Regions from separate parts of the Homo sapiens genome. Here region 2 is linked to region 1. A link is a loop called in an ENCODE intact Hi-C map of the cell type or tissue named here. Cell type or tissue: OCI-LY7. All regions are shown on one strand. Links, peaks and the distances in the headings refer to the core of each region. The heading gives the core; the rest is flanking DNA. Region 1 overlaps DRC8 (dynein regulatory complex subunit 8). Region 2 has its middle 49 kb from the start of DRC8.

Region 1 (5,382 bases), core at 238-5,237:
AAAGTTCTAGTCTCCTTATTTTTAAAATAGGGAATATAATATAGATTGACATTAGAATTAAATGAGTGGATATATATGAAAGTACTGTTTAAGTGAAAGGCATTTTTCAAGCTATAAAGTGTTCTACAAATTAATTATTGTCTGGGCACGGTGGCTCATGCCTGTAATCCCAGCACTTTGGGAGGTTGAGGCGGGAGGATCGATTGAGCCCATGAGTTCAGGACCAGCCTGGCCAACATAGTGAGGCCCTGTCTATAAAAAACAAACACACAAACATGAATTACTCAACAAATATTTGATTTCTTATTAAGTGTGAGCTTTTTCTAGGTGTTAGAATATAGCAATGAAAGCCAAAGCCTCTGCCCTCCAGGAACTTATATTTTAGAGGAAAAAGGTGGATAATAGAAAAGTAAACAAGTAATAAATACAATTTCAAATAGTAATAAATGCTACACTGTAAATAAAACAGGATGATGTAACAAAATGTGCTATAAAGAAAATAAAGTAGGATAATACATTAGAGAATTGGGGTGTGTTTAGGTGGGATGGAATAGTTTAGACGTTCTGGTCAGGGAGTGCGTCTCTGGAAGTAATTTTCGAGATAAGAACTTTAAGATTAGGAGTCAGCTGTGTGAAGCAGGGGAGAGCAAATATAAAGGCCCTTTGAAGGGGAAAGGATTAGGATGCTGGAGAAAAGCAAAGAGGATAGTGTACCTGTGAGGTCGCTAGAGAGTGGTGTAAGATCAAGCCAAAAACGTTGGCAGGGCCAAATGACGTAGAGCATTACATGCTGTGAAAAAGAAGTTTCTCGGTGCAGTTGATCAGGAAGAAGTTGACCAGAAAGCCATTGAAGGGTTTTAAGCAGGGCATTACATGTTATGATTTTCATTTTAAAAAGATTGTTCTGGCTGCTGTGAGAATGGATTGAGATGGCCATCAAGAGCAGAAGCAGAATGACAGCCTGTGGTCTATTGCAGTGGTGCAGGCAAGAGGGAATGGTGGCCAGGCAAGCTTGGTGGTGGCAGTAAGTTGTAAGATGTCATTATTGTTATTGTTATGGGCTGAATTACGTCCCCTCCAAATTCGTGTTTTAAAGTCTTAACCTCCAGTATACCTCAGAATGAAACCTTAGTTGGAGATAAGGTCTTTAAAGAGGTGATTAAGTTAAAAAGCCCAAACAAAAGGGAGGTGATTAAGTTAAAATGAGGCCATTGGGGTGGGCCCTAATCCAATCTGACTTGTGTCCTCCTAAGAAGAGGAAGTTTGGACACCCAGAGAGACAGTGGGATGCTCGCGCACAGAGGGGTGACCAGGTGAGGGCACAGGGAGAAAAAGTGGCGCCTACAAATTGAGGAAGGCCCCAGAAGCAGCCGACCTGCTGACACCTTTATCTGGGACCTCTGGCCTCCGGAACCGAGAAAATCAATTTCTGTGGTTTAAGTCACACAGTCTATGGTAATTTGTTATGGCAGCCCTAGCAAACTGATAGAGCTATGACAATCATGGGTATGGTGCTGATCTCTTCATTGTATTTATCACTACCTAAAATTCGCTTAGATTTATTTATGTTTACTCTTTCACTCCCTTGATTGTAAGTTCCATTACAGCAGGGATTTTGTCTAATTCATAGTAATCGCAATGCTGCGGAGTGCCTGCGCCATGGCACATGAAAAGTGACCGTGTGGTTAAATTGTTTCTCAGTCACTCTGTAATATCCAGTATTTTGTAGAGCTTTTGTTTTTAATGATATACAGGAGATCCAGAGTTTTTTAGGGGGCTACAAACTCTAGCACATAGGACTATATAAGAAATAACACTGCAGCAAGTTAGAACCAGGTGTTCAGGAAGCATATCTTAGCAGTGGAGACACGATCTCTTGATTAGAGGGACCTTGGATAAAAGAGGCCTTTTTTGAACAGAATAGCTCTGCTGAAGAAAGAGATTTCGTCATTATTTTACCTTCATTTCATGGCTTTTCCAAAATAAGGTACATGTGTGAAAAATGCCCTCCGTAAGGGCGAGGTCTTTATTTTGTTCTCTGCTGTTCTGTAAACGATACCAGCACATCATAGGGTTCAAATATTTGTTAAATGAATGAAAACATTTTCAGATCCTGCTTTGTCCTTAGACATTTTTGGATTGCTTTAAATGTTCTCTTATCCTTAGCATAATATTAGCTATTTAATAGAGCAGGTAAAATGTTTTGCCTATTTTTTTTTGTCTCTTATAATTGTGTGAAATATTCTGAATCTGGTCTTCACTTTGGTGTTTTTGACCTTAGGCTGCCCTTAAACTGAAGTCACAGCCTAGCTCAATGGCACTGGCTCCCCCTTGTGTCAGGAACTTGATACTACACCCACTAAATGCCAGCCTGCCAAGAACCAAGCTTCCCCGGGTCAAACATTTTAAGTGGTCCAAATGCTATACATAATTAAATGATGACACCACGATTGGGCCACCTTATTGGGGCTCATTTGCTCCAAATAGTCTTACTCCTATGCCCACTACTATATATATAGCACAGGTACAGAAAAACATTTTTAATACTTGTAACCATAAAGGCTTTTGGAGTTAGTTTGTACTTCTTATCAATATAAGACATCTACGTTGACAAAAGAAATCGAATGTTGACTGAGTGCGGTGGCTCACGCCTGCAATACCAGCACTTTGGGAGACCTAGGCGGGCGGATCACTTGAAGTCAGGAGTTTGAGATCAGCCTGGCCAGCATGGTGAAACTCTGTCTCTACTAAAAACACAAAAAATTAGCTGGGCATGGTGGTGGGCACCTGTAATCCCAGCTACTTGGGAGGCTGAGGCAGGAGAATTGCTTGAACCTGGGAAGCGGAGGTTGCAGTGAGCCGAGATTATGCCACTGCACTCCAGCCTGGGCGACAGAGCGAGACTCTGTCTCAAAGGAAAAAAAAAAAGAAAGAAAGAAAAAGAAATCAAATGTCTCAGCATATTTTAAATACTTTATATGGAACAGTTGATTTTCACTTTCTTTCAAAAGCCTACCAAAATTGAGGAGTTAGCGTTTTTTTAATCCCATGAAATCGATTTAAAAGGAAGAAAATTATTTTTCAAAGGGACAACATTTTATTTTCAAGAGTAGTATTTGATTTCTGTTTTGTGTACATGGTAGAATACTGAGTGAGTTGCTCCTGGCCACTCTCGCTGTTGAGGAGATGAACCCGTGCAGGGACGGCCCCAGGAAGGCCTCTTTAGCTGTCTGAATGAAGTGATTTTGACTCTCAGCGTCAGTGGTGTGCTGGAGCCAGACCGTGCCGACTTATCCCAGCTCACAAGAGCTAATGGCTAAATTTCAGGAGTTCTGCAAACTATTGTTAAAGCTAGTTTATATTAGAAATAAATTATATAGACAATTCAGTTATATTAAAAAACAAGGGTGCTTTCTTCAGCAGCACTTATCTAAGATCAGAACAACATCGAGAAGATGAGCGTGGCACCTACACAGGCTGGCACACACATTTGTGAAGCGTTCCATATTTTTTCAGGTTATTCTGTATTAAATGCAAAATAAATGCTTTTATTAACAATGACAAAAAGAAAGGTAATTGTAATAAATACAATTTACCACTTCGTAATTACTTTATTATATTTTACTCATACTTTGAGGTTATTTGTGTCTAGTGTATGTGTGGTGGATGTACCATATAATGGTATGCTATTGTCATTTCTTCCAGACTCCACCTTTAGTGATTTCATGTTTGTAATTGGCAGCTTGAAATCGATCTTGGAACAATGGAAATAAAACCACAATGGAAATAAAAAAGGATCCAAATCAGGACTTTTTGCCTATGAGGAGCCAGTGATAACCAGCCCATTACTATATGCAAAACGAGTTTATATGTTTTTTCTCTACTCCAAAAACTTAACAAAAGAAGGAATTATTAAACTTTAAAAAACGATTTTAATTTTATTTTACTACATTGGTTTCAGTTTTTTATTTTATTTTATCATTTATTTATTTATTTTTGAGACGGAGTCTCACTCTGTCGCCCAGGCTGGATTTATTTATTTATTTATTTATTTATTTATTTATTTACTTTTTTTGAGACGGAGTCTCGTTCTGTTGCCCAGGCTGGAGTGCAGTGGCACCATCTCGGCTCTACCTCCCGGGTTCAAGGGATTCTCCTGCCTCAGCCTCCTTAGTAGGTGGGATTACAGGCGCCTGCCACCACGCCTGGCTATTTGTGTGTGTGTGTTTGTGTATTTTTAGTAGAGATGGCATTTCACCATGTTGGTCAGGCTGGTCTTGAACTCCTGACCTCAAGTGATCCACCTACCTCGGTACCCCCTCCCCCGACCCAGCCCCAACAAAGTGCTGGGATTACAGGTGTGAGCCACCATGGCTGGCTTGGTTTCAGTTTTTTAAATAGTTTTTTGAAAAGATAACTTCAATAATTTAAATTCTTTAATAATTTTAATAATGTTAAAAATGGTTTTAAAAGGTTGCTTTAATTTAATTGAATTTATTTATGTTGAGACAGAGTCTTGTTCTGTCACCCAGGCTGCCGTGTGATGGCAGCATCACAGAGCTCACTGCAGCTTCAACCTCACCTGCTCAAGTCATCCTCCCATCTCAGCCTCCAGGGTAGCTGGAACTACAGCCACACACCACCATGCCTGGCTAATTTTACATTTTTTTGTAGAAACAGGTTCTTACTGTATTGCTCAGGGTGGTCTTGAACTCCTGGACACAGGTGGTCCTCCCGCCTCAGCCTTCCACAGTGCTGGGATCACAGGTGTGAGCCACCTTGCCTTGTCACTGGTCGAGGGTTGTGACTGCAAGTTGTCCAGGTTCTTGGCATTTTGAACAAAGAATTGGACAAAATGCCCAGCAAAGCAAAGCAAAGTATGAAGCAACAAAAGAACAAAAGCAGGGATTCATTGAAAATGAAAGTACACTCCACAGTGTGGGAGTGGGCCAGAGCAGCAGCTCCAGGGTCCAGATGCAGAATCTTCTTGGGTCCAAATACCCGCTAGCAGTTTTCCATTGGCCACTTCACGTCCATCTCATGTAAATGAAGTGCTAGCCCACAGTCAGTCTGAATGGTTGCAGAAAGCAGCCAACCAGAGGCTGAAGTGAAGTTACAAAGGTCACACCCCTGTGCAAACAGGAGTTGGTTTTCGCAGCCAATCAGAGGCTAGGGTGAAGTTACAAAGTTATACCTCTGTGCAAACAGACTTGGCAGGCCATTAGTCTGACTGGTTGTGGACAGCAGCCATCGGTCTGACTGGTTGTGGACAGCAACCATTCAGAGGCCGGAGTGAACAAAGATGCAAACGAAGACTCAACCCGCAGTCAGTCTGGTTTGTTGCAGACAGCCAATTTCCCATCTGCCTACCAGAAAAGGTAG
Region 2 (5,382 bases), core at 249-5,248, 120 kb before region 1:
AAAAAATTAGCAGGGCGTGGTGGTGGGTGCCTGCAGTCCCAGCTACTCGGGAGGCTGAGGCAGGAGAATGGCGTGAACCCGGGAGGCGGAGCTTGCAGTGAGCCGAGATTGCGCCCCTGCACTCCAGCCTGGGCGACAGAGCGAGACCCTGTCTCAAAAAAAAAAAAAAAAAAAAAAAAAAAAAAAAAATAATAATAATAATAATAATAATAATAATTAGAGTCCACCTAAGGTAAGAATCTAGGACTCATTTTTGTATTGAAATTTCATTCCTTGTAATTCATATTTTTTCATGTGATCCCTGAAATAAATTAAAAAAGAAAAAAAAAGGTACCAGTGCTCGTAAGTAGAAAGTGGAGAACTAAACGACTCCAAAATGTGCAATATGTTGGGCACTGGTGGCCAGCTGGTAAAAATCTTATGAGAGTTGCGGGTTTTCGAAATATATGTAATTTAGTTATCTGTCAAAATGAGATCCGCATCTACATGGCTTTACCCAGGAATGCAGAATTTGAGACTGGAGCGTAGGGAGGGAGAAGCCTATGGGTCTTGGGTTTTCCGGAATTGGATTATAAATACGAACAGGTTTAAAGAAATAATGAGGCCGGCAGCGTGTGCGAGGAGCCCCGCGCTTCCTGGGCACCACGCGGCGGGACCCGGGGAGGCAGGCGGGGACCCGGGGAGGCAGGCGGGGACCCGGGGAGGCAGGCGGGGACCCGGGCAGGCAGGCGGGGACCCGGGGAGGCAGGCGGGGACCCGGGCAGGCAGGCGGGGACCCGGGGAGGCAGGCGGGGACAGGCACCAGCCCACTTGACAACTGCGCGCACCGGCGCAGCCGGCAGCTCGGGGGCGCGCACACCCACACCGCGCCACGTGCGCGCGGGGGCTGCGGAGACTACCCGAGCCGCGTGGGCGCGTCAGAGCCACCTCCGCTCTCTCTCACGTCGCCAGGGATTCTTGACGGATGATTCCGCTGTCAGATGCCAGCTTGCCTCTGTCACACCGTTTTCCTGAACGCAGTAGCCATGTATTTGAAAGCCGTGTCATGTGTGAAACGAGTTTACCTTGTAGATTAGGATAAACAAAGATTCTCCGTGCTCATCCAAAAGTCCAAAGCCCCCTCCGCTCTGCAATTTCCACTTGTTATATGCAGAACTATTCTCACCTCGGGAATGTGATGGTTTTATAACTGTGGGGGCCCAAATGTACTGACTAGGACTGTTTTCCCGCACTCACCATGAGGAGGTGTTCAGTTGGACATGTGCCTAAGGATTTTTGTTGGCTTTTTATTTAGTATTTGCTCATTTTGGAAAAAAAAGTACAAACTACCTTCGAGCTGGGAGCTACACAGAGAGGCTTGCTCAGATTCAGATTTGTTTTGGTATGTCTGTTTCATAGGCTGCAGACTTCCTACTGTGTCACATCCAGTGCGCATCATACCTGCTGGGGTGTCTCTCAGGGATGTTAAGATTGATCAGTGGGCTCGGATCCTGTCAACCCGATATGTCCATTATAAAGTTCTCCTTCAGCTCTTCACCTGTGGTTTCAGCAGCCATTGATAATCATTGCTTAGATACTTCATTTCATTAGAGGTTGCAAAATGGCAATATTTTAATTTATCATTTCTTTCATGTATCAGCAGGATCTTTTCCCATCAATTATTTGGCTACCCTAAATACAGTTCATACAGGAAGGGCAAAATAAATACTTGATCCTTACTCTTTATTTTTGGAATAAAGAGTTGTTTCCTTAGCACTCTCCAAAGGTGACCAATCCATCTATTTTTGGAGCATTACTCTCAACCGGTGGATGTTACCATACTTGATGTGTCTTAATATGCTACAGTATTTATTTACTTATTTATTTGATGGCCCAAATACCCCACTTTCAGCCAGGGCTCCTGTAGCCTTCTGACACAACCATAGAAGTCTTTGACGTATTATGAAAGACTATGTAATATTCCAGGGGTCAGAGGAAGATATTAAATGACATCATGGGGAAGCAAAATCAGCAAAATTTAGAAAGTGAGAAACTCTACAGCACGCATCATTCAGTTTCTTCAACAATAGATTGCAAGGGGGTAGAGAAGGAGGGCGTGAAACTCCTCTAGGGTCAGAAGAGACCAAGAAACTTCAGACAAAAGCAACATCCGGACTTTGTTTGGATACTGGTATTTTTTTGTTTTTTTTTTTAGATTGTAAAAAAAAGAGTTAAGGAGATGGATGATGGTAATGGTTGCACATTATGAATGGATTTAATACCACTGTTTACTTAAAAATGAATAAGATGGTAAATTTTATGTTATGTGTATTTTACCATGATAAAAATAATAAATTAAAAAATAATAATTTGGCTGGGCACAGTGATTCATGCCTGTAATCCCAGCATTTGGGGAGGCTGGGGCAGAAGGATTGCTTGAGGGCCAGGAGTTCAGGACCAGCCTGGGTAACATAGTGAGACCCTGTCTCTACAAATAATTAAAAAATTAGCCAGGCGTGGTGGCACATGCCTGTGGTACCACCTTTTTGGGAGGCTGAGATGGGGGGATTGCTTGAGCCTGGGCGATTGAGGCTGCAGTGAGCCAGGATCACACCACTGCACTCTGAATGACAGAGCAAGACCCTATCTCAAAAAAAAAAAAAAAAGCAAAAGTAAAATAAAATAATTTATGAGAAAATCAAGGAAATTTGAATGCTGGCTGGCTTTTTGATGATATGCAGGAATTACTATAAAAATGCGTAGGAGTGGCAATATGATTGTGGTTATGTTAAAAAATATTCTTTCGATTTTAAAGACGCATAGTGAAATAGTATAGATGAAATTGTATCTCGAATTTGTTTCAAAATAACCTAGTGGCAGTAAGGAGAGAAAGTAATTGTGGTATGATGGATAATCATTGAAGCTGGGAGATGGGTACCTGGGGGTTCACTGTGTTCATCTGTCTGGTTTTATATATGTTTGGAAATTGCATAATAAAAAGTCTAAAATTTATTTTAAAGTACAGATTACCCTAGAAGGAAGCCGAAGAGGAACTGATAGTGGTAGAACTACACAAACTCCATAAATAAAGTCTTGCCTAATTCAGACATGTGCTACCACCTGCCAGCTGCAGTGGTGGAGTAAGAGGAAAAGCCCAGTGACTAAGCAAGGAGAGTAACTGTCTTATATTATCGAGGGATGCTCCGGGCCTGTGCTAGGTGCTTTGTATGCTTTTAACTCATTTAATCCTTACAATAGTCTTATGAGATAGATACTATTATGTTAGTATAATATCCACACTACAAATGGAAAAACTGAAGTTCAGAGAAGCCACTCTCTTCATAAACAGCAAAGATAGGCTTCAATCCATGTGGTCTGGCTTTGGAGCCAGTCTACTGATAAGAGCAACATAAGTAGCTCTTAATAGATGCCAGCCCTGTTTTAAGTGTTTTGTGTCTATTAATTCATTTAATACTCACAATAACCCTATGAGGAAGATACTCTCATAGGACCCATTTTACAGATGAGAAAGTTGAGATACAGGCAGGTGAAGTGACTGTGTAAGATCACACAGCTGGCACACGGCAGAGCCAGATGTTAAGCTGGGAGTTTGGGCTCCACCCCACCCTGCTGCCCCTCACATTATTAACCACTGGGCTACAGTGACAGCTAGCTATGCAGGCTCTTTCCTTCCTTAATAAACATTTATTGAGCACCTGCAAGAGGCAGTCTCTGTTAGAGGCGCTGGGATATGGTGATGAACAAGACACATTTTGCTTTACCTTCCGGTGACATACAGTCTCCCAGTCCCTGAATCTCTTAGGAGCTAATTTAGGAGATGAAGGGGTTAAACTCAGAAGCTCAGGCTACCGTGTTGGCACTTTCTTGTTTTAAGCTGAATTGGCCAGAGGGTGATGCATGCCTGTAATCCCAGCTACTCAGGAGGGAGGATCACGCAGGAGTTCCAGGCCAGCCTGGGCAACAGGGCGAGACTCTGTCTCAAAAAAAAAAAAAAAAAAAAAAAGTTGAATTGGAAAGAGCATTGGATCAGCAGCCCAAGAAGGGCGCTTCTGAACTTGAAAATGTCAGAGGTAAGGCTGTGAAGGAAGTTGCCTGTGGATCCTACTGCTCTACCCACTGGGTCCAGTAGGTCCCTTTCCGCTAGACACCATTCTCATTTCTTTCCTAGAATCCTCTCTCTCTTCTGCTGGGTTCTGTTCAACCCCAACTTCTTCTCTGCTTCGGAGCTCAATGAGCTCCTCTTCTCTGAAATCTCAATGCCCTTGTTGGTTGCACTAATCAATTCAATACTTAATTATATACAAAGCTTGATTGTTATCCAATAATTTTACTACGTATGTCTTGCCTCCTCACTTAAACTGTACATATTTACAAGACAGAGACTAGGTCTTATACTTCATTGATATTCTCCCAGCAAGCCCCAAGCCATGGAGTAGGTGCTCACTACATATTATTTAAATGAATAAGTCATATTTTCAATAATATTGTGTATGTTAGATGACAATACATAGAATGATCAAGAGCACAGACTCTCTCTCTTCATAGTTGTGTGCCACCAGGCAAGTTATTAACATCCTTTATGCCTTAGTTTTCTTATCTGTAAAGGAGGGATAATAGTTTCTAATCCACGCACATGGAATTCTTAGCCTGGCGCCCAACGAATGTTCAATATATGCTATCAGTCAATATTTTTATTATTACTACAACTGCCTAGTAAAGTAAGATTAGATTGACTAACCAGAGCATTTCTCCTACATGTGACGTCAAATTAAATCAGAAGTTTGCTTGATGAGCATGATTTGGTGAGCATGATTTGGTGAGCATGATTTGGTGAGCATGATTTGGTTGGCTGTGGAGGCCGTGGACTGTAGCGGAGCAAGAATGGGCATTAAAATCTCACCTCTGACTCTGGCTGTGAGACCTTGGCTTTCGTGAGCTTCAGTTTGTTCATTTGCAAACTGCAAATAGTAACAGATATATCCCATTGAGCTATCGTGCGGGCCAGATTTAATGAATGTAAAGCACCTAGCCTGACACAAAATGGAACTTTGATAAACCATTCTCTAAATATCATCAAGCCCATAGCGTCCCTCCCTACAGAGACCGTGTCTGCTTAGTAGATGAGACATTTGTGGTTGTTCATTGACTCCTTTTTTTCTAGAAAGTTCTAGTCCTCTAGAGACTCATTGTAATACCTTTGTCCCTCTGAATTCTTGGTATTTAACTATACCTCCTCCTGTTATATGCACCCAGGGTAATATGCCTCTGGCACATGGTAGGCACTTAATGAATTTATGTGGAATAATTCAGCAACTTACTTTTATAGATACATACAGACTATCCCTCTTCTATGAACTCATTCTTTCTCAGTGTATCAAACTA

The links. Peaks named below come from ENCODE experiments on the same cell type or tissue, not always from the same donor. Only the 100,000 strongest peaks of a DNase experiment are listed, where the experiment ranks them.
Region 2: it touches region 1 in a loop (4-fold over the local background); 11 of 110 quality-filtered maps call a loop at or near these places.

Annotation. Positions count from the first base shown.
Region 1 is chr1:245,040,521-245,045,902 of GRCh38, forward strand. The region is part of intron 3 of DRC8 (dynein regulatory complex subunit 8); the gene reads left to right. It also overlaps the pseudogene RNU6-999P. Among named protein-coding and RNA genes, the nearest start is that of EFCAB2-AS1, 72 kb to the left of the region's middle. In OCI-LY7, for the core only: a CTCF peak has its summit at 2,336 (motif pointing left); a DNase peak (open chromatin) is centred at 2,331.
Region 2 is chr1:244,918,057-244,923,438 of GRCh38, forward strand. No RefSeq gene overlaps it. Among named protein-coding and RNA genes, the nearest start is that of DRC8, 49 kb to the right of the region's middle. RefSeq lists a silencer at 588-947. In OCI-LY7, for the core only: CTCF peaks have their summits at 643 and 844; DNase peaks (open chromatin) are centred at 865, 2,085, 3,115, 3,575 and 2 weaker places; H3K4me3 peaks cover 3,458 bases; H3K27ac peaks cover 4,300 bases.